5 separate regions of the Homo sapiens genome follow, and regions 2, 3, 4 and 5 are each linked to region 1. A link is a loop called in an ENCODE intact Hi-C map of the cell type or tissue named here. Cell type or tissue: PC-9. All regions are shown on one strand. Region 1 overlaps LOC105375233 (a long non-coding RNA gene). Region 2 has its middle 43 kb from the start of EEPD1. Region 3 has its middle 25 kb from the start of EEPD1. Region 4 overlaps EEPD1 (endonuclease/exonuclease/phosphatase family domain containing 1). Region 5 overlaps LOC107986734 (a long non-coding RNA gene).

What was found. Peaks named below come from ENCODE experiments on the same cell type or tissue, not always from the same donor. Only the 100,000 strongest peaks of a DNase experiment are listed, where the experiment ranks them.
Region 2: a loop joins it to region 1, with 5 times the contacts of the local background. A loop is called at or near these places in 16 of 110 quality-filtered maps.
Region 3: a loop joins it to region 1, with 5 times the contacts of the local background. A loop is called at or near these places in 14 of 110 quality-filtered maps.
Region 4: a loop joins it to region 1, with 2.8 times the contacts of the local background. A loop is called at or near these places in 2 of 110 quality-filtered maps.
Region 5: it touches region 1 in a loop (2.9-fold over the local background); 15 of 110 quality-filtered maps call a loop at or near these places.

What each region holds. Positions count from the first base shown.
Region 1 is chr7:36,034,701-36,039,700 of GRCh38, reverse strand. LOC105375233 (a long non-coding RNA gene) reads right to left here. Exons shown (of 4, transcript NR_187894.1): 4 at 3,448-3,849. Among named protein-coding and RNA genes, the nearest start is that of EEPD1, 120 kb to the left of the region's middle. In PC-9, no CTCF peak of the experiment used is centred here; DNase peaks (open chromatin) are centred at 2,260 and 2,950; H3K4me3 peaks cover 842 bases; H3K27ac peaks cover 2,313 bases.
Region 2 is chr7:36,107,315-36,112,314 of GRCh38, reverse strand. It overlaps the pseudogene MARK2P13. Among named protein-coding and RNA genes, the nearest start is that of EEPD1, 43 kb to the left of the region's middle. In PC-9, no CTCF peak of the experiment used is centred here; DNase peaks (open chromatin) are centred at 2,934 and 3,774; H3K27ac peaks cover 1,746 bases.
Region 3 is chr7:36,126,087-36,131,086 of GRCh38, reverse strand. No RefSeq gene overlaps it. Among named protein-coding and RNA genes, the nearest start is that of EEPD1, 25 kb to the left of the region's middle. In PC-9, a CTCF peak has its summit at 2,469; DNase peaks (open chromatin) are centred at 1,806 and 2,296; H3K4me3 peaks cover 1,471 bases; H3K27ac peaks cover 1,771 bases.
Region 4 is chr7:36,205,880-36,210,879 of GRCh38, reverse strand. All of the region lies in intron 2 of EEPD1 (endonuclease/exonuclease/phosphatase family domain containing 1), which reads right to left. Among named protein-coding and RNA genes, the nearest start is that of EEPD1, 55 kb to the right of the region's middle. In PC-9, CTCF peaks have their summits at 2,633 and 2,832; DNase peaks (open chromatin) are centred at 1,649 and 3,079; H3K27ac peaks cover 2,422 bases.
Region 5 is chr7:35,983,220-35,988,219 of GRCh38, reverse strand. All of the region lies in intron 2 of LOC107986734 (a long non-coding RNA gene), which reads left to right. Among named protein-coding and RNA genes, the nearest start is that of EEPD1, 170 kb to the left of the region's middle. RefSeq lists a silencer at 2,895-2,944. In PC-9, a CTCF peak has its summit at 2,865 (motif pointing left); a DNase peak (open chromatin) is centred at 2,839.

The DNA.
Region 1 (5,000 bases):
AAAATGGGGTTACTAATATGAACTGCCTAACTGAATTGTGAAGATTTAATGAGACAATGCTTTTAATTCACTCGGCACAATAAATGCTGGAAAGAATGTTAGCAGTTAATAGTATTGTTGTTTTATTCCTCAAAAGAGGATGGATTATCTCTCAAATCACTGAGGTAAAGATGGAATTTTTAAGAAATAATGCTGGGATGAGTGGACCTCCATTTGGCGAAAGCAGCACAGAGGACAGTGTGCAGCATCCGGTGAGTCAGGGGGCGGTACAGCAGGAAGCAGGGGAGAGCGGACATGTCAGGAAAGGAACATCCCTGTCACCGGAAAGGAGTCCCGATCCAGACCCAAGAGAGGGCTTTTTTTTTTTTTTTTTTTGAGACAGAGTCTCTCTCTGTCGCCCAGGCTGGAGTGCTAGAACGCAGTGGCTCGATCTCAGCTCACTGCAAGCTCCGCCTCCCGGGTTCACGCCATTCTCCTGCCTCAGCCTCCCGAGTAGCTGGGATTACAGGCGCCCGCCACCACGCCTGGCTAATTTTTTGTATTTTTTAGTAGAGACAGGGTTTCACTGTGTTAGCCAGGATGGTCTCGATCTTCTGACCTCGTGATCCTCCCACCTCGGCCTCCCCAGAGTGCTGGGATTACAGGCATGAGCCACCGCACCCAGTCAAGAGAGGGATCTTGGATCTCGCACAACAAAGAACTTGAGGCAAGTCCATAAAGTGAAAGCAAGTTTATTAAGTAAAGGAATAAAAGAATGGCTACTCCATAGACAGAGCAGCCCTAAGGGCTGCTGGTTGCCCATTTTTATGGTTATTTCTTGATGATATGCTAAACAAGGGGTGGATTATTCATGTCTCCCCTTTTTAGACCATATAGGGTTACTTCCTGACATCGCCATGGCATTTGTAAACTGTCATGGAGCTGGTGGGAGTGTAGCAGTGAGGACGACCAGAGGTCACTCTCATTGCCATCTTGGTTTTGGTGGGTTTTAGCCAGCTTCTTTACTGCAACCTGTTTTATCAGCAAGGTCTTTATGACCTGGACCTTGTGCCGACCTCCTGTCTCACCCTGTGACTTAGAATGCCTTAACTGTCTGGGAAGGCAGCCCAGTAGGTCTTAGCCTTATTTTACCTAGTCCTTATTCAAGATGGAGTTGCTCTAATTCAAACGCCTCTGACACCCCAGCCACTTCAGCAGCCCTGGATGTCTCCTATCAGATTCTCCTGTGGCACCAAGCAGCCTTCGGTGCCAGGGGCAGAGCATCCCAGAGGCTCAGCTGGGTCCACTGCTGGAGGCAGGGGACACTGGAAATCCCAGCACCACTGGCCTGGCACCCACTGCCTAACAGACAAAGTTGGCTGTCAAACTCAGCTCTATTTCTAAATACAAATACTCCTCAGTTTATGACGGGGTTACATCCCAATAAATGCACCATGAGTTATAAAAATGATGAGTCAAAAATACATTTAATCCATCTAACCTACCGAACATCATGGCTTAGCCTAGTTTACCTTAAACGTTCTCAGAAAACATTTGCCTACAGTTCGGCAAAATTATCTAACACAAAGCCCTTTTTATAATAAAGCAATTTTTTCCTTTTTTTCTTTTTTTAGATGGAGTCTCACTCTGTTGCCCAGGCTGGAGTGCAGTGGCGCAATCTCAGCTCACTTCAACCTCCTCCTCCTGAGTTCAAGCAATTCTCCTCCTTCAGCCTCCTGAGTAGCTGGGATTACAGTCATGTGCCACCACGCCCAGCTAATTTTGTATTTTTAGTAGAGATGAAGTTTCACCATATGGCCAGGCTGGTCTCAAACTCCTGACCTCAAGTGATCTACCTGCCTCTGCCTTCCGAAGTGCTGGGATTACAGGCGTGAGCCACTGTGCTTGGCCTTTAATAAAATATTGAATAGCTTATGTAACTTCAACGCTGTACCGAAAGTGAAAAACAGAATGGTTGTATGGATACTCGAAGTATGATTTCTACTGAGCATGTACTGCTTTTGCACCATCATAAAGCTGAAAAATCATCTGTGGAAACATTGTAAGTCAAGGGCTGTCCCTACTGCACAATCCGCTCAGAGACCTGGGAGGGTGAGGCCGGCCAGATACAGCTTTTAAGCCACTGGTTTTCAGCATGCAGGAAACTGTTCCTTGGCACAAATTGCTGAGGAACTGATAACCATCTGTTGCCAAGGTAACCATTCTTCCAAGAAGGTCAAACAGAGAAACAACTCAGATAGTCAATAGTGATGTAATTTTGAACCCACCGGCTATCTGGCATCAAGTCAAAAAGCACAGCCAAAAGCCCGTACACATTTTTTTCTTTGCTTGCAACTTTCTTAAGAGTTCAGACATGGGAACCTTGTCCGCACCCCCGGCCTTTATAGCCAGAGGGAGCGGCAGTATTTGTCACTGTGCCTGGGAAAAAGAGGCCCTTTGTGGAGCAACTTGAGAAGGCTCCTGTGCCAGTCTCCCTCTCCCAGCCCTTGTCAATGCTGCTGCCGAGGCGAGCCCAGAGAACAGCCCGTCAACTCTTTTCAGGGCTGGGAAAGTCAGGCTTTCTGTCGCCTTGGCTGGGCTGAGGGACTTGGATCCCTGGTCTTCAGCCCAGGATTTGCAAAGAGGGATGGGAAACGTCAGACCTTTCACTGGTTGAGAACTGGGGACTTTCAGAACTGAAGAAAACCTTGACACTCTTTGGGTGCAGTCACCCTGCTCCCCCATTGATGAGAAATGGAACCTGGTGAAAGTCACACAGCTCTGGGTCCAGCAGTCTTGCTGCCAGAGGCAGAAGGTCTGAGAGAATCAAGCCTCAGGCCTGGCATCTCTATTTGCTGGACAACCCACGGCAGCATCCCCGCCTCTGTCACATGGCTCTGCTGGGTAGCACTGCCATGCCTGCTTCTGTTATCTCTCACGCTCTTCATTCCACACCTCCATCAGCTGCCTGGGAGTCTATCTGCAACACCACTAGCAGCCCAGACCTTCCCAGCCTGTCCAGTGGGGATCGGATTCCTGGAAGAGCAATGACAAACTCTTCAGGATATGACTTAAGACCTGATTGTGGAAAGAGGACAGGCTTTGAAATCAGCTAGACAAGTGCTCAAAATCTGAATCTGCAGTGGCTCATGCCTGTAATCTCAGCACTTTGGGAGGCTGAGGTGGGAGGATTGCTTGAGTCCAGGAGTTCAAGATCAGCCAGGCAACATAGTGAGAACCCCGTCTCTACCAAAGAAAAAAAAAAGAAAAGGAGCTGGGCATGGTGGTGCACACCTATGGTCCTAGCTATGTGGGAGGCTGAGTGGGGGTGGATTGCTTGAACCTAGAGGTCAAGGCTACAGTGAGCTGTGATTGGATCACTGCACTCCAGCCTGGGCAACAGAGAGAGAAAGAGAGAGAGAGAGAGAGAGAGACCCTGTCTCAAAAAAAAAAAAAAAAATCGGAATCTGTCATTTTCTTGTACTTTATACTGGTCACGTTACTTAATCTTCTGAGCTTTAATGGCCTCATTAGTAAAATGGAGATAATAATCCATACCACGGAAGGATTTAGGGATTCAATGAGAGTCTACAGAGTGCACACGGTGTTGGGTTTGGCACAGGGCGGTGCCCAGTAAGTGGCAGCTCTTCCATCTGGGATCCTCTATTTCCCCAGGCCTGTGTCTGTGGCTGCTGCAGGGCCCTTCACTTATGCCATTTGCTGTCTGCTTTACCTGGAGGTCATGGGTGTAACTTTTTCTCATTCCAAGTAAGTGCAGCTCCTCAAATGTTTCTTGAACACCAACAACGGGGTCCATGTTGAGTGCTGAGGATACAGGAGCCACTCTGCTGCAGTTTTGCCCCTCGGGCACTCAAGGCCAAATGAGAGAGAGGAGCAGTAAGTCAATCCCAGAGCAGTCACTTCACAGGATAGGACAGGTGACAGCGAGCTACAAACATCTGCCTGGGGGAGTCAGGTGAGGGCTTAGGGGGCTTCACGATTTGAGCATTGCCTAAACTGTCTCATTCCAACAGGAACCTGGGTCCTATTCCCATCCTAGGAATCTGGGGGCCTGGGTCCAGAGCAAAAGCATGGAGCCCAAGACACACAGACAGTGTCTGCGGGGAAGCCTGGATCAAGAACTCAGCGACTGTCAACTCTGGGCCAAGTCCCAAGAAATTCCCAAGAGCCCAAGGCAGGCATTCGGTGCACTTGATTTATTGAAGGGGTCCTCTCAAGCCCAGGGGAGTGAGGGAGGAAGGAGAAGGCAGGGGATGCAGTCTCAGCTGGAGCCGAGCTTCAGCCTTCCTACAGAGCTCCAGAGCAGGAACCGCAGCACCGTGTCGGCTTTACCAGAAGACAAAGGGGCCAGGCTTTTGTACCCTGTGCCAGTCAGTCATTAGCTCTGGGTTTTGGAGAAGGTGGTGGGTGTGCCTGGGTGAGCCAATTCCTGCTGGGCTGATGACAATTCTGTAGGGGAGGGCAACCCTGAGCGCCCTGAGCCCACACTCCTAGCTCCCAGAGGGTGGGTGCCCCGGCCCAGCACACTGTCCGGGTGGAGGTTTACCCCAAGGATAGTAGGCAGAGGCAGAACTTGGCGGGAACAGCCACATGGAAACTAGACATAGAAGGCTTGTTTTGTTCTTGTTGTTGTTATTTGAGACAGAGTCTCGCCCTGGCACCCAGGCTGGAGTGCAGTGGTACCATTTCGGCTCACTGCAACCTTTGCCTCTCGGGTTCAAGCGATTCTTGTGCCTCAGCCTCCCGAGTAGCTGGGATTACAGGCATTCGCCACAAGCCTGGCTAATTTTAGTATTTCTGGTAGAGACAGGGTTTTACTATGTTGGCCAGGCTGGTCTCAAACTCCTGGCTTCAAGCGATTCACCTGCCTCGGCCTCCCAAAGTGCTGGGATTACAGGTGCAAACCACTGCGCCCGGCCAGGATATAGAAGGTTTTAGAATTGCATTCTCATCTTGAATTGTCCAGCTTCCAAAACTGTGACAATTTAATTGTTGTTTAA
Region 2 (5,000 bases), 73 kb before region 1:
CAAGCAGGGATGGAGTTGGGGTAGGGGTGGGAGGGCAGGGGCAGGCACAGCCAAGATTGTGGGACTTCCCCAGAGGCCCAGAGAAGCTTGAGCCGGCAGAGGTCTGTCTCCTCTCCTTGGCAGCATTTAGAATTTTTGTCCACAATCTTTCTGCTCTGCAACAGAGGCAGGGTGCCTTCATGCATCTCTGAATACTTAGTGTCCAGCACAGGGCATGACCAAGGGTATACGTCCAAGAAATGGGAGGTGCAGCCCACCCCCATGAGTCCTTCAGGTCTGACTCAGGAACCTCCTTGAGAAGTCTTTCTTCCCTGACATTCTCTAGCTGTATCCATGCTCCTCACCGTGGGACCCCGCAGCCTTGGTGCTCTTGGTATTGTCATTATCCGGACACCAGCCAGAAGCTGTTGGTTTTGTTTGTTTGTTTGTTTTAAGGAATGGAATATTTTAAGTGTAGATATTTTGAGCTTTTTATGAGCCAAAAGCTTTTTACAGCTTTGCAAACTAGAAATTAAAAAGCCACTGAAGCATCCTACATGTTATAATTTCTAAGAAGGTGAATATTTGTTCACTACAACCCACATAAACAAAAAGCTCTTTGAATTCTCCCTCTTTTTGTTTTTTAAGAGTAAAGCATTCTTGAGACCAAAAAGTGAGAAAACCACTGTGAATTATCCTTAGCTGTGATAGGTCTATTTCTTGCTATGACCTCGTAAGGAACCAGTTACAGACTTCCAAGTACTGTACCATGTAAGTCCCTGGCTGGGCCTAAATTTTTGGCCTTCCTAGCTCAGGAAGGTAGCTTTTGGTGACCTGAAGGATTTTCACCAAAGTTAGCTTTTTAAATTTCTTGGCTCTGTATCTATTTTTCTTGTTATTTTCTCTTTTTTCCCCTCCTCTATTCTTTTTTTATTTTTCTCTTTATTCTTTCTTTTTTCATTTTCCTTTATTCTTTTCCTTTTCTTTTTTCTTTTTCTTTATTCTCTCTCTCTCTCTCGACAGAATCTTGCTCTGTCACCCAGGCTGGAGTGCAGTGGCACCATCATGGCTCACTACAGCCTCAACCTCCTGGGCTCAAAGGGATCCTCCTGCCTCAGCCTCCCAAGTAGCTGAGGCTACAGGCATGCACCACCACACCTGGCTATTTTTTTTTTTGCAGAGACAGGATCTCACTATGTTGCCCAGGCTGGTCTTGAATTCCTAGACTCAAGTAATCCTTCTGCTTCAGGCTCCCAAAGTACTGGGATTACAGGTATAAGCCACCATTCCTGGCCTCATTTTTAATTTTTTTTTCTTTTTCTTAATTCCTTTTTGTTTTTCTCATTGTTTTCTTTTTCATTTCTTTCCACATTCTTCTTTATTTAATCAGTATTATTAGTTAATATTGGTAATTAGTATTGTTAGCAGTAAGTCCAAAAGACTGGTAGGCCCTTTATAGCATCTCTGCCAAGGAGGAGACTCATATTGGCAGCTACATGCTCCTCAAGACCATTGCCAAGGGAACCTTTGCCAAGGTGAAGTTGGCCTGGTACATCCCGACTGGCACACAGGTGGCTGCAAAGGTCATTTACAAGTGTGGAACTCCAGCCTCCAGAGACTATCTCATGAAGACATCATGAAGGTATTGTATCATTCCAACATTGTGAAATTATTTGAGTTGATCGAGACCAAGGAAGCACTTTACCTAGTCGTGGAGCAGGCTAGTGAGAGAGAGGTATTTGAGTACCTAGTGGCTCATGGCAGCCTGAAGAAGAAGAAAACCTGAAGCAATTTCCACCAGATAGTGTGGGCTGTGCTATGTGATAGTATTGCTGCCAGAAGTGTAGTATTGCCCATAGGGACCTGAAGGCAGAATAGTTGCTTTTGGATGCTGACGTGAACATCGAGACTGCAGGCTTGGGCTTCTTTGGCAACAAGCTGGGTACCTTCTGTGGTAGTGCCCCTCATGCCACCCAGAACTCTTCCAGGGCCAAAGTAAGGTGGCCCCAGGGTAGAGGTGTACAGCCTGGAGGCTTCCTGTATATCTAGTGATCACATCCCAGCCCTTTGATGGACAGAACCCTAAGGAGCTGCGGGAGTAGTGAGAGCTGAGAGGAACATTTGGTATTTGTTTCTACCTGTCCATGGAGTGCGAAAACCTGTTCAAGTGAATCCTCATGCTCAATCCAGCAAGAGAGGCCCTCCTATGGGGAGAAACTAAAGCTTTGCGTTGAGTCATTCTCTGACTACAAAGACCTGGGCAGGCAGAACTGATGGTGTCCATGGGTCGTACATGGGAAGGGATCCAGGACTAGTTGCAGGACAATGAAGTGTTGGCCACCTATCTTCTCCCAGGCTACAAGAGATCCAAGCTGGAGGCTTGGATCATACCCCTGAAACTAATGCCTGCAACTGATCCCGCTACCAAGCTGCCCTCCTTCCCCATCCACAAGGTACAGTGTATCATCCCTGCCAACCCAAAACAGCAGAGATGCAGTGAGCCTGCCATTCCTACCTTTACTTCATACTCTGAGAATAGTCGAAGGAACAACACAGAAATCAGAGGCCTGAGGAGGACCTGGAGTCAGGGCAGAAGCCAGCAGCACAGCTAACGTGCCTGCTAGTCCCCTACCTGGCCTGGAGAGAGGACCACTCCCCCTGCACAGCCCCCCAGTGAGGCCCTGTGGCCTCCCCCTTCACCCACACCCCAGCAACAGTGGTGGAGCCCCAGGTGGAACCAACTTCCCCCAGGGCGTCTCCTATAGAGAAAACTAAGTGCACACTGGGCACCTTGGACAGGTGCAGGATCAGTAGAATTTGCCCAAGGTATGACCCAGCCTTTCCCTATGGAAACAGCCAGTGCTGGCAGGGGACCACGGGGAGGTTCTTCAACTTCCTCTGCAGGCACCTGTGTTTCAGGTTAGCCAGAAAGAACCAGCCTGAGGCTGAAAGCAGAGTGCAGATAGCGAAACCTCAGGTGGTGGACAGCAGGGCAAGGTTGAGCACAGGAAAGAATGTGGGAGGTCAAGCTAGCTCCTGGCACTTGCCATGAGGCAAGGAAGTCCTGAGCTCCAGGGAGCCCAAGGAGATGGGGCAGGAAATGGGCCATGCTGGAGGCAAACAGCTGTGGGTAGGAGTGAGCAGAAAACACACACTGCTGTGCATGGCCCGCCTGGCTGAGAGGATCTCATGCAGTGGAGGACGCAGGTGTGCAAGCTGCCAGGCTTCGCTCAGTGGGATCAGATCAGGAGAAAATCCCATACCTCCCTGGCCTTCAAAAGCATTGTCCTTAAGATAAGTGCTGACTTGAAAGGTTGGCCAGGGGCCACCTGGGGAATAAGGAGGGCAGCCCATCTGCCCCAGCTGGGGAAACTGCAGAGACTGGACTGCTTCTCCAGGGGCTCTTCTTCCTTCCTGTGCTCCTCTCTGTCTTGTCTTCTGTGTTTATTAGGAAGAGGAGATGGTTCTATAGAAATAAACAAACACGATCAACACACACACAAATATATATGCCAATTTACTATATTTAAATACAATAGTTAAAAAAACCCTGCTCTATGACTGCAGCTGTCACAAGACAATCATCTACAACTTTCCGAAGGGTGGGCCCTGAACCCTTCAAAACACTCTTGTGACCCACCTGAAAAATGATAAGAAAAACAATATCCTCAATGGAAACCAAAGCCTGAAAGAGCATCCCGAGAGTGGGACAACTGTCAGTGGCTGTAAAGAGGCTTCCCTGGAGCTATGACAATGGCTCTTGCTGCTGGGAAACAAGGCCTGAGGGCCACACCTGTGTGATGAATACCGCTCTGAGACAGCCACCCCACTATGTATAATCCTAAAACAATCTCAGTGTATCCTCTCTCGTGTCCTGTGGGTGGCTGGGCTCAGCTAGGTGGTTGCTCTGCTCCTTGTGGTCTCTGCTGGGCTCACTCCAGGAGGGTACATCAGGCTGGGGACTGGGCTGGGTTGCAAGGTCCCAGATGATTCTCTCACACTCTGAGGCCCTGGTGCTGATTGAGGGCTGGGGTGCCTCAGTTTTTCTTCCTGTGGCCTCTCAGTTCACAAAAGGAGAGTCAATACTTCCCTATAGCATGGCAGCTGAGTTCCGGGAGGTAATATTCCAGGAGAAATGAACGACTGCTTATCAACCCTTTGCTTGCCTCACTCTCACAAATCACATGACTAAGCCTGGAGTGAATGTAGGGAGGGATCACACAGGGAGGAGAGTGCAGGGAGGCTGGACCCCCTGGGCAACTGTGTATAGTCTATCACACACTGTTATGCAGCAAGGCACTGGACTCCTTTAGAGAAGTGGATGAAAATGCTCCTGGTGGTGGGATTCCTGGCTGAGTGTCTGTACACAGGCACAGAAGAGAAAGCAGAATTCATGTTATGTATAGAAGATGAAGGTTTGTTCATTGCCCCTCTCCATGGTGTCTGTCCATGGTGTCTGTCTGGCCATCCTCTGCCACAACTCCCAGTGAGGCAGGATCTGATGTAGAATGTGCAAGTGGGCTGCCAATGCCTGGAGTTTCCTGAGTTTGGGAACACAGGGAGCCTACTCTGATAAAGAGGGACAAATCCACTGTTAAGGTCACACTAAAGGAGACGTTGCCTTGTCACACTGATATAATTCAGGACAGCATCCAGCTTGGCCACTGCACACAAGTTGGTGCCAAGTCAATAGCCTGACTGAAGCTCATTGATTGGGGAATCGGGGCTTGCTTTGCCAGGACTGAGGTCTTGTGTGTTGGGGCAACATTTCCCTATTCAGCTTTCAAATCTCATCTTGACCCTCACTTCCCGGGAAGTCCCCTAGCAGAAATTACTTGTAATTCACATCCATATTCTCTTCCTCTCCCTTATTTCAACAGGCACTAGTCTTACTGATTTCATGTCTGCAGTCCTGCTGCACCATCAGCTCCGGGAATAGAAGAGTCAGGAGTGTGCTCCTCACTGTAACTCCAGTGCCTAGCACTATGGGCGGTAAAATTGAAAACACAAATGCTCTCCCT
Region 3 (5,000 bases), 91 kb before region 1:
GTCTCACAAGTCCTGAGGCATCTTCCTTTTTACTGTCTCTCATCTCCACCTTCTCTACTTGGTCTCCATTGGCCAGAACTATTGCTAAAAGCCTGAGGTCTCCTCCCATTCAGTGCCTTGTCACAGCAGCCAAAGGTCTGCAGGTCTTTCTAAAAGGCAGATCTGCGGCAGTTCCTCAGATACCCCTTAACTCTCGGGACCCTGTTCAAACTTCCTGGCTTAAAACACAAGGTTTCTGCTGATGCAGCCCCAAGATGCTTCTGCAGCCCCGTGTCGGGCCCCCCATCACCTCCATGCTTTGTGAACTGGGCTGGTTTTCCTCTCCTTGCCTTTGCACATGCTGTTCCTTCTGCCTGGCGCGCCACCCTCACTTCCTGTACCCTCCCTTCCTACTCTGCATCCAGGAAGCTCTGATTTAGCCTTCAAATTCTAGCTGATGGAACCTGCTTCAAGCAGCCTCCCCAGACCCCCAGGCATATGTATCTATATAAACCCTCTCTCTATATATAAGCAATATATATATTGCTCCCCTAACTCCTTGGGCAGACTTCAGCAGTACAATCCTGCACCACAGCCAGTTATTTGCTTGTCTGTCTCCATCATTAGTCCAAGTTCTCTGCATGCCTAGGCCTGGCACACAATAGAGACTCTGTATATGTTTCCTGGGTGAATAAATCTCCGGAAACATGGAACAGTGGCCCAACTCTGCAATAATGCTCCAAATGTACATGGCACTTTTGCCAGCTAATGAACTCACTGTTTATTAGTAGCAAGAATGTTCCAGAGTGTGTCATGGCAGGAGCACCTGAACACTGGGACAGAGGAGAGAGCTACCTGTCAGGGGTCCCAGTGGCTCCAGTGGGACTGGCTAAACTGCCTCCAATATTTATACTCTCTGTTTTTGTGGGTGTATGTACATATATGTAAATATATTAAAATATGTCCATGTATTTATATGCATTTACAAATAAATATGTTCTACACACCTGTATCTCTATGTGATTGCAGGTCTTGGAGGCATCCTTGGGGTTTGGCTGGCTGGCTACTCTCTGCTGGCCTCATAGACTCCTATACTTGGTTGAGCCTTCTGCCTTCAGGCAGGTGAAGGGATCGACCATCCAAAAGGATAATGTGGTCACTTTTTCCCAAAGTCTATAGAACTGAAGTCTTTACTCAGATGTATGTTTCTAATATGTAGGGCCATGCCTCAAAATTTCTTCTTGTTAATTTAACTCCACTTTCCTCTGTAGTCATAGAAGACCCCTGATCAATATTTTCATGGAAAAATTCTGATACGTTGGAGACAGTAATTACATATATCACATTAGCCATTTTTAACCTTTCCCCCCAAATTGCCTTTGTGATTTAGAATAATGATTTAATTTGACATCTACTGAGTGTGTAGTTCATTCATTCATTTAGAGACTCCACTGATCATTCAGCAAATGCTCACTGGGTGTCTACTCAGTAGGGGTGATACGTGATGTACAAGTAAACAAATCAATAAAACGTTTGAATAATGATAAATGCTGTGAAAAAAATAAAATGTGCCCATGTGACAGAGTGCAGGGACAAGGGGGTTATTGCAAATACGATGGGCGGGAGCACATCTTGGCAGAGGTGACATTAGAAATGAAACCTGATGCTAAAATGAGCCAGCCTCAGGTGCCCTTGCCGAGCGCCCTGTCCCCCACCCTCCCCTGCACATGCTCCACTGACTGCGGCTGTTTATTTGTGCATTTGTCTATTTGTCTCCATGTCACCCAAGACCTGGCTCCCGGGGCCCGGCCCAGATGTGGCCCACCCTCATATCCACGTGCAGTGTTTGGTAAATGGGTGGAGTTCAATACATGTTTGTAGCGCTGTTGAACAACAATGACTCAACCACAAAGTAGATAGTGGCCAGTCATATGATGGAAGGTCACAGTGCTATGATGAAGAAATGAATTTCTGGAACCAGCTGAAAACTATATTTGAACTGTTGGGTTACCAATTAATAATTCTCAGGAAAGAAAAATAAACATATACTGTCAGGAAGGATTTAGAGGACATTACGGGGGGTGGGGAGTCGTAATGATTTGGAACACTGCTAAAAATAACATTTTAATGTCTTCGCTGCTAATTCCATCATCCTTGTTCCAGAAGCTGTGGCTGTCCACAGCTAGAAGGGCTTTGTACTCTGAGCACGGTGAGGCTACAAAGCCTTCTATACTTTAAAGTGTGGCCAGAGCTCATCACAGCGCCAGAGTTGGCAGATGAGAAAGCCATGTTTATTGAGCCGGCAAAACTGCCAAGTGTGTGACTCAGCCCGTGGGAACCTGGTGTGCCTGCCGGTGCAGCCAGCGTCCAAAGAACAGGCACACTCCCAAAGGGGTCTGTGAAGGCGGACCATTGGTATATGTTGCCTCTGAGGACCCAGGCATCTAACAAAAATTCCAGAAATATAATTCAGTAATTCTCATCCAAAATCCCATCAGTTGGCTCACCCAGGGAGTTATTTTTGTATCAATAACAAATACCCTTGTGGTAATTCCAGATATCTGAGCCCTAGTGGTGGCTTTCAGAACTGCCATAAAAAACTTTTGGTTAATATTTATCAAGTGCTGATTATGTGTAGATGCTGGGCTAAGTGTATGTTTTATCCTTATCTTTGTTAATTCTCATGGCAAACCTATGAGGCAGGTATTATTATGAACTTCATTTTACAGAAGGGGCAAAATGAGACTCAGTGAGGTTTAAAAATTTGGCCGAAGGGCTCACAGTGTTGGGGGTGGGGGATGCATTTGTCCTCCGATCAGGGAGTGGATATGTTTAGCAAAGTTGCCTGCTGTTGCTAGGATTCATTCTATACTAATCCTATAGGCAAATGTGAAACAACAATGATACACATTTATACAGCGACAATATTAACCTATAGTGCTCATTACTGAAATTGAGGCACTGTTTTGAATCCTTCTTTGGGGGATTCCAGACTTTGTGCTTGAAAAATAAAATCCATTGAGAATACACTGAGTACCCTGTTATGATAATAATAGCATTTAACATTTATTGAACACCTACTGGGGGGCCGAAATGGAATTTGAATCCAGGCAATCTGACACCAAAATACATTTTCTTAATCACTAGGCTAGAGGTCCTCAAAGTTTGGCCTGGCTATTCCCGAGGCCTTTCCAGGGGATCCACAAAGTCAAAACTATTTTCACAATAATATTAAGATATGATTAGCCTGTTTCTCCCCCATTCTCTCATGAGCCTGCAGTGGCGTTTTCCAGAGGCTGGGTGATGTGTGATAGTGTAACAGATGGAATGCAATCTTCTAGAAAGCCAGACATTCAGGAGATTTACAAAAATGTAAAAGTGATGCTTAGTCAATTTTTTAAATTTAGAAAACAAAAAGTGTTGATTTTCATTATTTTTAATAAATTACCAAATAAATATTAAAGAATATGTTTAGTTTTAATTTGTAATGTTGGTAGATGTAATCCAGGAACGTTCTCTAGGGTCCTCAAGTGGTTTTCAGTGGTATAGCAGGCTCTCGAGACCATAAGGTTTGAGAACAGCTGCACTAGGCAGTATTCCCTTCCTGGTGTGGCTGGCTCAGGTGCCCACCCAAAGCCCAGCCTTCTTCTAGAGCTCATGGGCCATGCTGGTGCCTCCATCAGGCCTCACCTCACCCCACCTCAGTGAGGCATCCTCAGGAGAGCTCCTTCTGGGCATCCCAGCTCCATGTGGCAGAAAGGCTGAGAGGGACCTGCTCTTCTGAGTGAGTCACAGATGTCATTTTCCACCAGGGGCTGAGCTCCACCCTCTGTTCTTAAACCTCTGTGTTTCGTACCACAGCTGCCTATTTATAAATCTCATATGATGAGGCCAACAGCTCTCTTCAAGAGCTCTCCGTGGAGGGGGCTGTGTGGAAAGTGGTAAGTTCACTGTCACTGGAGATTTTCACAATGAAAATCTGTGACAAGCAGGGTGAGAGCCTGTTGGGAGTGCTGTGGATGAGATTCTGGAAACAAAAGACTTAGCCACATTTTCTGAGATCCCATCTAAGTGAAAGCCCTGACTATTGACAAAGCCAGGGGACATTATTGCTGATGAAACCAATCAGGCAGTGATACTTTTACACCCAGTGAGTTCTAGGGAGTGGCATTCATGAAGAGGCTTGCACTACATCCAGACCCTGAAGCATCTGCAGGCTACTGCCTTGTCTGCCAAGGCGTTGGAGAAACCATGGCGTGAACACCACCAGAAGTTAAGCCTGAGCCTTTAATAAGCAGATCGGGTGAGTGGACGGAGCATGGAACTCTGAGATGAGGGAAAGTGAATGCTGCTGGGTTCTTTGCATGGCTGTGGCCATTCTAGCTGGGCTGGGTTTCCTTCTCTGTGCTCTAACTCCTCATGACTATTCATGAGGCCCTGTGTTGACATCACTCTTTGCAGCACACACACACACACACACACACAATACAGGTATTTCTACCTGTATTGGCCATTAAGAATTTTGTGATGAGCAAGTGGGACTGAATGGTCCCCAGTGACTTGCCCAGTGGAGTGGCAGAACAAGTGTCCAGCAGAGCCTAAATTCGAGCCATGCTTCCTGGGTTCAGAACTCTTTCCACCACACCACAGCCTGCTCACTGACACCTGAAGAGGCCACCCCCTGTGAACACGAAGGAATGAATGTTCTCTTGGCCTGGCCCAGGCAAGATATCTCCTATGCCCCCCAGCTCTAAGACTCTGGGCACCTCACAGGGACCCAGTAATCCCCTGGCCCTGGAACCTGTGACATTATCCGAAAGCCAGTGCCTGGATAAGAGGAAATAGCAAGGTGCATCCAGATACCTGCAAGCAGGCAAAGAGGAGGGATAGGAGGCAGCGAACTCACATGGTTGAATCCTTTATATTGGCAGGCACTGTACTAGACATTTTATTTTATTTTATTATTTTTTATTATACTTTAAGTTCTAGGGTACATGTACACAACATGTAGGTTTGTTACA
Region 4 (5,000 bases), 170 kb before region 1:
TTCAGATGAAAATAGAGGAGAAGAAATGACAGGAACAAGTGTTAGGAGATGGGGTGGTCAGGGAAGGCTTCCTGGAGAAGCCATTTGAGCAGAGGCCACAAGAACATCACAAGAACAAGTGAGTCATGAGAAAGGAAAAGGTCTACGCGGAGGCAGCAGCAAATGCGCAGGTGGGAAGAAGCTTGATGTTTTCTAGGAGGAGAGGGAAGGCAGGACAGCTGGAGCTGGGAGAGCAAGAGAGTGAGGGAGGAGGTGTCAAAGGCCAGCCAGGCAGGCCACACAGGTCCCAGGGAAGGGCTCAGGTTTATTCTAATAGCCGCAGGATGACAGAAGCAGCCAGGATTTGATTCATGTTTTAAAAAGACAGCTCTGGAAGGTATGCAGGGAACAAGCTGAAGGAGACATCATTATCCTCTTTCATGAAAAAAAATCCTCTCGCTATTTTCAGCTGTCATTCTTTCAGAGGAATCTTAGAACTATTTTGTTGTGTTCCTAAAAATTCCATGGGGATTTCATTGGACTCATATTAAATACCCTTTGCATTGGTTTAGAAGAACTGTCATCTTTATGAAATGTAGTCTTCTCCACCAAGGAATCTGGTTTATTTTTCCTTTTATTCAAATCACTCAAAAAACCCATCAGTAACAAGTTTGAAATTTTCTTTACAAACACTCAACCTGTATTTCTGGGCCCTTATTATCACTTTCCTGCTCTGTTACAACAATTAACTCTTAAAACTGGGGTCCTGCCTTCCCTCCACTTCCCCTACCCACCCACCACCTCATCTCCAGCTGCCTGTCTGCTTTGGAAACCCTCGCTGCCTGCAGGAAGTCCAAACCTGCCTCAACGTCCTCTCCATCCTCCCCCGAGACCTCCTCCACCCTCTAAGGGAGCTTTTCCTCCCTCTGCACTGGCTGGACTCAGTCATCTCCACAGCCAACCAGCACGAGGTGCCTGATATAGTTTGGATGTTTGCCCCCCAACAAATCTCGTGCTGAAATGTGATCCCTAATGTTGGAGGTGGTGTCTATTGGGATATGTGTCTTATATCCCATATACAGAAATGGGATAGTTTCCATATCTGTATTTGGGTCATGCAGGTGGATCTCTCATGAATGGCTTGGTACTCTTCCCACAGTAATGAGTGAGTTCTTGCTCTGGTAGTTCACGCGAGATCTGCCCAGAAACCACATGCAGTCTCCTGATAATTGGCCCTAAACATGTGCAGCCAAACATGTGCAGCCCACATGACTCCTCTGGCCCGCGGTATTCAGTAGTGGCTCTTAATAGCCTCCCATTAAAACCCAGCTACAGGAAAGGATCAGAAATTCACACTAAGTTGACTGGCAAAAACCAGCATCAGCAGAGGAGGGCACATCACACCCCTGCACACCCACGACAGACATCTCTCATCAATAACGGCACACGTGTATATGCCTAGCTCAGGCTTGGCTCTACAATCCTCCTCACAGGGCACCAGGTGGCCCCTACTACAGAAACAGAGCCGGCAATGAGAAAGGAAACCACCTTGCTAGCCTTGACCTATAGAATAACCTACTTTTTTTGTTTTTGTTTTTGCAGAATTAGACACCTGAATCACTAACTGAGTTAGGTTGCTAAGAGACAGTGAGTATAAAATAATGAGTAAACAGCCTTGAAGTTAAACAGACATGGGATCAAAGCTAGTGAGTTACAGCAAGCACTTATGGTATGCTTACCACATGCCCAGTACCATGGCTGGTTTTAACATACATTGCTTAATGTAATCCCACACAACCCCATTGTTATTACCCCCACTTCATAGATGAGAACACTGAGGCACAGAAATGGTTGCACAACTTGTCGAAGGCCAAACACCTGAGGCCTGAGACCAGTCTAGCTCCAGGTCTGCGCTCTACCTCTCCAGGAGAGGTTCCCAAGCTTTAGCGTGCACGGGGATCACCCAGGAGCTTGTTAAACCACAGACTGCTGGACCCCGTTTGAATCCTCATTTCATAGACCATGGGCAGGGCCTGAGAATCTGCATTCCTAACAAGTTCCCAGGTGACGCAGATGCTGCTGTCTGGGAACCACCCTTGAAGCATCACTGCCTCTAATGAGGATATGCTTAGTTGTGTGGAACTCACAGGAATACACAGGAAAAGTACTTAGTACAGTTCCTGTTACAGCATAGAGGACCCACAAGTATTCTTTCTCTTCCCTCTAAACCAAGTGTGTCTCAGGCATCAGCCAACAGAGGGATAGGGGGCCCATCTGCCTTCCTGTTTCTCAAACTCTACCAGACTCCCTGCCTCCAGCATCAGGCACCACTGCTGACCACTCAATTCCAGTGACACAGCACACCCCCAATGCCCAACCACTGAGTATTAAACCACTCTCCACCACACTGTTCCAATGCATCAGCATGGAGACAACTGTCAAAGCCACTGGGCCTGAATTGCATCCACAGCCAAACACTGTGAGGTACACATGCTTAATTCTGCACTTCTAAATGTTAACATCTAAACTGTGCAAATGCTGCTTACTCTTTGTAAAGGGCTGCTGTGAAGCAAATGAGGGAGGGGGAATACAGGATCCAGTTTATTTTTAGCATGAAGTCCTCCTGGTTTGAAAATTTGTCAGTTGAGCAGGCTGCCTGTGCCTCTGGCCCCAGTAAGCCTGCCTACCCCACCCCCATCCAGTCACACAGGAACCAGCATCCCTGCCACCGCAGCCCAGGGTCTCCACTGAACTCAAGTAACCTGGTCCTGTTGGCCCAGGCCCAGGCAGACAGCTCATTTGGGTCACTAGGATTCACACTTCAAAAGGAGGAACACGCTGATGAGATAAAAATAAAAACTGCTGAGTACAGAGGAGGCACCGTTCCTGGAGGGCCGCAGGCTTCAGACTGGCACTGTCTCTGTTCTGCCCTAGTGGTGGCCAATGGCCTGTGTGAACAAAGGCAAGAGACTGGCTCCCTGTCTAGGTTAAAAAAAAAAAAAAAAAAAAAAACTCCTGCACTGAGATTCCAGACAAGCAGCCAGTTCACCTGGGGTTCAAAATCTCCAGGAAATGGTGACTCTTCTTCTAAGACTCGAGGATTACTAAAGTAGAAACACTTTATAAACAGACTTCAAGCACACATCCTTACTGAACTTTAGCATGATGACACAGCAGAATTGTATTCAAAATATTCTGCAGATTTCAAAACCAAAAATGGTAGCTGCACGCAGGAAAGGACCCTGGAATTGAGGTCACCTGATCGAGCAGGTTCTAGGGCTGGAACCCTTCCCACGCTTATCCCCGTCCTAAAGACCTTGCATAAAGAACCACCTTTTCAAGATGAATTGTTGCTTGAGGACTGACCAGCTCAAACTCCTGGGTTCCAGCCCCATCTCCTGTGAACACGTGGTAGGATTTCAAGTAGGTGGCCTAACCTGTCTGGGGTCTAAAATGGACATACCAGGGTCAGAAGTTCTGCCCCAAATGGACTATGTTCAGAACGTGCAGTGCTCCTTCCACCCTCACTTATCTGCCCAGCACAGAGCTCCTCATTCTGTATTTTTCTAATCAAATATCCCTCCTTTGAAGAACATCCCCTGATATCATGGGCAGATTAAAGGTTTCTCATGTGTTGCCGAGCTGCACTCATATTCCCACTACCATTCGAACCACGCTGACATCATGATTTGTTTTCCTCTTCCACTAGAATCCAAACTCTAGGAATGCAGGAGTTGTATGCAAATTAGGGCCTAGCACCTGGCAGACCCTCAATAAATTTTTGCCAAAAGAATGATATCTGCCTGCCTCCCTCATAGAGTTTTTTTTGTTGTTGTTTTTGTTTTTGTTTTTGAGACAGAGTCTCACTCTGTTGCCCAGGCTGGAGTACAGTGGCACGATCTCAGCTCACTGCAACCTCCACTTCCCAGGTTCAAGCAATTCTTCTGCCTCAGCCTCCCGAATAGCTGGGATTACAGGTGCACGCCACCACACCTGGCTAATGTTTATATTTTTGGTAGAGACGGTGTTTCACCATGTTGGCCTGGCTGGTCTCAAACTGCTGGCCTCAGCTGATTCGACTGCCTCAGCCTCCCAAAGTGCTGGGATTATAGGCATGAGCCACTGTGCTCAGCCTCCTCATAGAGTTTTTAGGTGCACAGGAAAACATACCAAAGTGTCCTGTAACTGGAAGGGCCTGTGAAAATGTAAATAATTCTTATTACCTATAACTTATGAAGGTGTAATGCTTTTGTTTTTAATGGCAGATGAATATTAGGAGGACTCTACATGAGATGCAAGGATTTCATGGGCCCAGACAGCATCCTTGCAGCTTTCCAGCCCCACTCTGTAAGGTGCTGAGTGTATGGCTTCTAGTGCTGGTGTCCAATATGGCAGCCATAAGCCACATGTGGCCACTGGGCACCTGAAATACGGCAGATCTGAGTTGAGATGTTGAAGAGTACACAAAAAGAATGTAAAACATTTCCTTAATAGTTTTCATATTGATTATGTGCATAAGTGTTAATATTTTAGATATACTAGATTAAATAAAAAATATTAAAATGACTGTTGTCTGTTTCTTCTTGCCTTTTTAAAAGAAAATTTAAAATTGCATATGTGGCTCACATTGCACACAGCCCCATGGCTGACAGTCCACTGAGAACTGTTCTCTCTGACCTAGCCCTGGAGCCCAAGGAGATTCGCTCATTTCTTGGGATTATTACGATAAAATCCTATGTCTCGGCTAGTGTTTCTGGTCAGGGATTTAGCCCTGTTATCACTCAATCTTCAATCAAGCCCTTTGAACCAGGAAAGCTTCTGTGGGTGGGGCTGGGGCAGTCTGGCTGGCATGGGGCAGTGGCCTACATGTCATCTGGGGCCTGAATGCACACAGGGCCGGTGTGTGAATGGAAGACACAGCGCCCTCAATTCCGCCTGTCCTGCAGCCTGAGCTCATTGTACTTGGCAGATTCCTGTCCTTATTTAGGTCAGTGCCCCCATTACCCCAGAGTCTGAGAGAG
Region 5 (5,000 bases), 51 kb after region 1:
ACAGCCTCATGGCATTTCTTGTAGGTTTCATGGCATCTGGAGAGACCCTCTGGGGCTTCTGCCCACCATTTTTGCCTGGCTGTTACCTCTGTGGGCCATGTCTGCAGAGAACTGTGCTTGTCATCCTCCCAGCCTCGGAACACTATCATCACTGACAGGGCACGTGACCCCTCTTCTGGCTTTTTTTTTTTGCTTAAGATTCCTTTTGCTCCCATACCCATCTCCTCACCAGTATGTTTGAGATGTATCCCTGGATGTGTACCTGGCTGTCTGGTGTCACTGTGTGTATATTTTATATTTGCATTTTACTCGGCTTTAGTCCTGGCTCATTCTACTTCTTACTTGCTGCTGCTGCTGCTGCTGTGTGTGTGTGTGTGTGTGTGTGTGTGTGTGTGTGTGTGTATAGTTTGTGACTCCTCAGGCCTCTGCCCATTTTATGTCAAGAACATCAAAACCACATATGAAAATCACTTGAGCAGTTTTGTCTGGCACTGACTTGCTGAGATCCCAAGACCTAGGGCAGTGTTATCCATGTTCTTCCCAAGGGGCCAGTCATGTCAAATGTGTTGTCCTCTGGTTTATTTTGAACGGATTCCTTCTCCTACCCACTAAGACTGGCACGTATTTAAAATCAGGCACATGAGGACTCCCCCTATGGATACCACAAGAACCTTGGGTGGGGGCTGAGGTTACACAGCCCTGAAAAGGTCCTCCAGTGGTCCAGATCCGGGGTCCCAGGTCAGGGCAGCTCCCCACATCTGGCAGGAAAGTTGCACGCCACCTGGGCAGCTCTGCAGCCTCAGCCACAGCACTCACTCCTGAGCCTCCCCTCTGCATCTGGCGGGGCAGTGCCAAGGAGAAGGGCTCCAGGCCACCCCCGCCCTCCCCACTGGGCCTGCGCAGGCCCCACAGTATGCAACAGCTGACCTCTCCTCAGAGGCCATGCCGAAGGGAAGGCTGGCTCTCTCCAGTCCTCAGGAGACAGATGACAGCCTCAGGCCACCACCCCTTTTCGAGTCTCCACAACACAAGGCATCCGTTCTGCCTCTTTTTGCCATGACAGGGCATCAGCCTTAAAACCACAAGGCCATCTTCATTCCTACTTTTGGCTATAAGTGGGGCTGGAACAGGGGTCAAGACCTTGAACAGGAAAGTCTGGCTCTTTTCCTGGAAGAAGGAAAATACCTTTCATTTTTCCCTAATAAACCACAAACCCACTCTTCTGCCCCCACCCAACAAGGATTACCAGAAGCACTTAAACAAAGACCCCTGAACTAAACAACCAAAATTTCACAGTCGCTCACCCAGCAACCTGCCACACTAACATTTACTGAGCTTATACTGCATCCTACATGCTCTGCTAGGCGCTTGGTAGATATAATCTCATTTTATCTTCACCACAATGCCATGAGGTAGAGACAATCATCCGTGTTCTCCAAATAAGAAATTTGACTCTTAAAAAAACAAGTTAGGGAACTTTCTCAGGATCGAGTGAGAACTGGCACCTACCTGATGCACATGGTTGAGATTCATATAAATTATCTGGGCGGAATAGACTTTTAGAACCTGATGCCCTATTAGAAAGTCGCATCTACCTGCAAAGTCTTCCTCTCAGTAAGCAAGTATGGCCTCACTGGATTATTCCAGCATGCATTGCCTGCCCCTCCCAGGGGATGTGCTCAAAACCTGGCTCTAGGAATTCATCCTGTGGTTGTCTTGTCCTGTGCTGGCCTCACTGCCTTCCTCAGACTGCACAGACCCAAGCTCTTTCAGAAAATGTTGTCAGGTTGGCCACGCAGAAATTCATATCCTTCTTCTCCCTCCTCTCACTTTGAGAGATTGTTGCTTTTTAGCGATAGAAACTTCTAGTAAAGGGAAGGCCCTAGCAGTGGACATTCAGCAGTGGATAGCCACAGACTGTCCCCCACCCCTGCACTTGAGAGGCTCCCAGGTGCTGCTGAGGTCTCCTGCAGGCCAGGTTTGATGACTTTGACTCTCTGCGGGTCTCACTTCTTTTGAGGACAAACTAGCTAGTGACTGTTCCGGGCCATCTGTGGCCATGGAAGCCAGAGCATCACGCATCTGCTGCATCTTTCCATCTACGGAAAATTAATTCCAAAAAACAGACTTTTTTTTTTTTAAGACCGAGTCTCACTCTATCACCCAGGCTGGAATGCAGTGGCACAATCCTGGCTCACTGCAACCTCCGCCTCCTGGGTTCAAGAGATTCTCGTGCCTCAACCTCCTGGGTAGCTGGGATTACAGGTGCGTGCCACCACGCCAGGCTAATTTTTGTATTTTTAGTAGAGACAGGGTTTCACCATGTTGGCAAGGCTGGTCTCAAACTCCTGACCTCAGTGATCCTCTCGCCTTGGCCTCCCAAAGTGCTGGGATTACAGGCCTGAGCCACCGTGCCCAGCCTGAAAAAAAAAAAACGGACTCTTTATGAATCCATTTGTAAAGGCATAACGTTGGTACATTTCTTTGCCACAGGGATGCCAATGACTAGGCCAGCCACCTTGAACATGGGAAAAGTGTTTCACATCAATGGCACGAGAGATCTTTGAGCAGTAGGTGGGGAAGACACCATTTCAATCTGATAAGTAGAGAAACTGTGGCAAAGAGAGGAGGGAAAACTTGCTTTTCTCATCAGAGCTGGAGAGCAGAACCTGGTCTCACGATTTTTTCCCCAGATGAGGTTTGTCCACCTGGTACTGCAAAGACCTGCACCAAGTTCATGACCCTCAAAACGTCTTTTACTTCTTAAAATCCAAAAACGTTGATCTAGCCCCAGGAGTTTACTGCCTCTGCAGCTGCTGAAGCCAGGGCTCCCCTGTGGGAAGGGCCTGATGCTGGGGCTGCACTGCCTCCTGGTGCCCACTGGGAGTTATGTCCCCAGCTCTCCCACCTGATAGGGGAGTCGGGGCCCATACTTGGCTTCTTCTGCCTCATCTTCCTCACATACACACTCCTCTAAATGGACAGAAGGCGACAGGGCACAGGGAGGGGCCTCAAAGGCCTCCACTCACACCCCCATTCCCATAACCAGACCACCTACCAGACAGTGTTGACATATTTTTATTAATTTATTTATATTTTTTGAGAGATAGGGTCTTGCCCAGGCTGGAGTTGAATTGCTGGGCTCAAGCCATCCGCCTGTCCCAGCCTCCTGAGTAGCTGGGACCAACAGGCTGTCCATGTGGTCAAAATAAGCATGGTGAGCCCAGTGTGTGCAGTCACAACCCATGGAGGTCCTTCCATGAGTGTCTGTCAAACCCAAGCCGACACTGCCTTTCTCCAGAGAGGTCCCACATCCATCAAGGACATGATGAGGTCACTGGGGACTCTTAATCCAGTGCTCCACTTCCAATGGCCAGGCTGATGTTCTGAGGACAGGCCTGTATCTTCCCCCTCTGTAGCCATCAGGGAGTTGATGCCGTCTGTGGTCCTTGACCACTATCCAAAATGGGAACCCCTAGGGTGATCTGTCATCCCCTGTGCTTCTCCCTGGCCCAGTCCCACCCCTCCCCAGCATTCCCATCTGTGCCCTGCACTCTGCCCCGCACCCCATCCCACAGTCAGCAAACTCCAGACTGAAGGGCTCTCCCACCTTCTCCTCTCTCCAGCTCTTCTCATGCCCTGGCCTCCCTGTGATGTTCAGGCCCTGGTGAGAGTAAGTGAGAAGCTGGAGAAGGGACTGACCCGCATGCAGGCTGGCCAGGGCCAGAACAACATGTATAGGGGCTGTCAGCCCTGCAAGATGAGCGCCACCACCACCCACCTATCCAATTCAAAAGAAAAACCAGCTTAAACTCTACACAGGTGCAATGAAGGTCAACAAATCCTGGTTTCCCATAAGTGATTTGATGTCTTTTTCTAAAACAGTATCAAACTTCAAGCTTTTTGCCTCCCAAAGCTTTAGCAACCTAAGCGGCATCTGATGTGCCTGTTGGGCAATGCACACATCTGAGGAGGTGGGAGGTGAGGCCAAGCGTGGGGACCTGGGGCCTGGTGCCCTGAGGTGAGGACAGGAGTGGGTGAGGACCAGTGGTGGGAGAGGAGAGTGAGCTTGTGCTTTCAGAGGGACAGGGCACAGGCAGGGGCTGCAGTGAAGCAGGAGAAGTTCCTGGAGATGAGGGGACCACGTTGGCCTGACTCCTGCCCCCACCTGCTAAGGAGGAGAGAGGGGTCTCTGGGAAGCTACCAGAGTCTCCCTCTTGTTGTGCTGACCTGGGCAGGGAACAGACAGGATGGGATTCTAGAATAGTCCCGTCACTCCCTGACTTGGGGAAGCTTGGGACCAGCACCCTAAGGCCCAGACCAGGCCCAGGCCAAAGAAAGCACAGGGAGAAGAATGAGGAAGTTGATGAGTAACCTATGGTGTTCCCAGGGATGTGAGGGGGTGTGAGGGTGCAGCCCCTCCAGGCCCAGGCGCCTGCTGGCTGCTCAGAGGGACGCTGTGCCTCACTGGTCCTGCTGGGTTTGCGATGGGCTCAAATCCTGTGCCTTCCATTTGCATGACTCCAGTTAAGTCATTCAATTGCCCCTGGCCTAAAAGAGGTGAATGGGAGGTAGAGGAGTAAACGCAATGGGTTTTCACTATTTTTTAAATTATGGGAAACAATATATTATATAAAATTTGCCATGTAACCAATGTTTAACTTACAATTCAGTAGCAGGCATGACATCTCCCCAAACAGAAATTCTGTACCTATTAAGCAATAACTTTCTATTTTCCTCTCCCTCCAGCCCCAGGTAAGCCATAACCTACTTTCTGTCCCTGTGAATGTGCCTATTCTAGATATTTCATTGTGAACTCATGCAGTATTTGTCCTTTCGTGTCTGGCTTCTTTCACTTTTAGTTAAGTTTTTCCCAGTTCACCCACCTGGCAGCACGCATCAGACTCACATTTTTTAAGGCTAAAGAGCATTCCATAGCAGGGAATACCACGTTTGGCTTACCATTCAGCCTGTTAACGTTTGTTCGCGGGCCCTGGGGA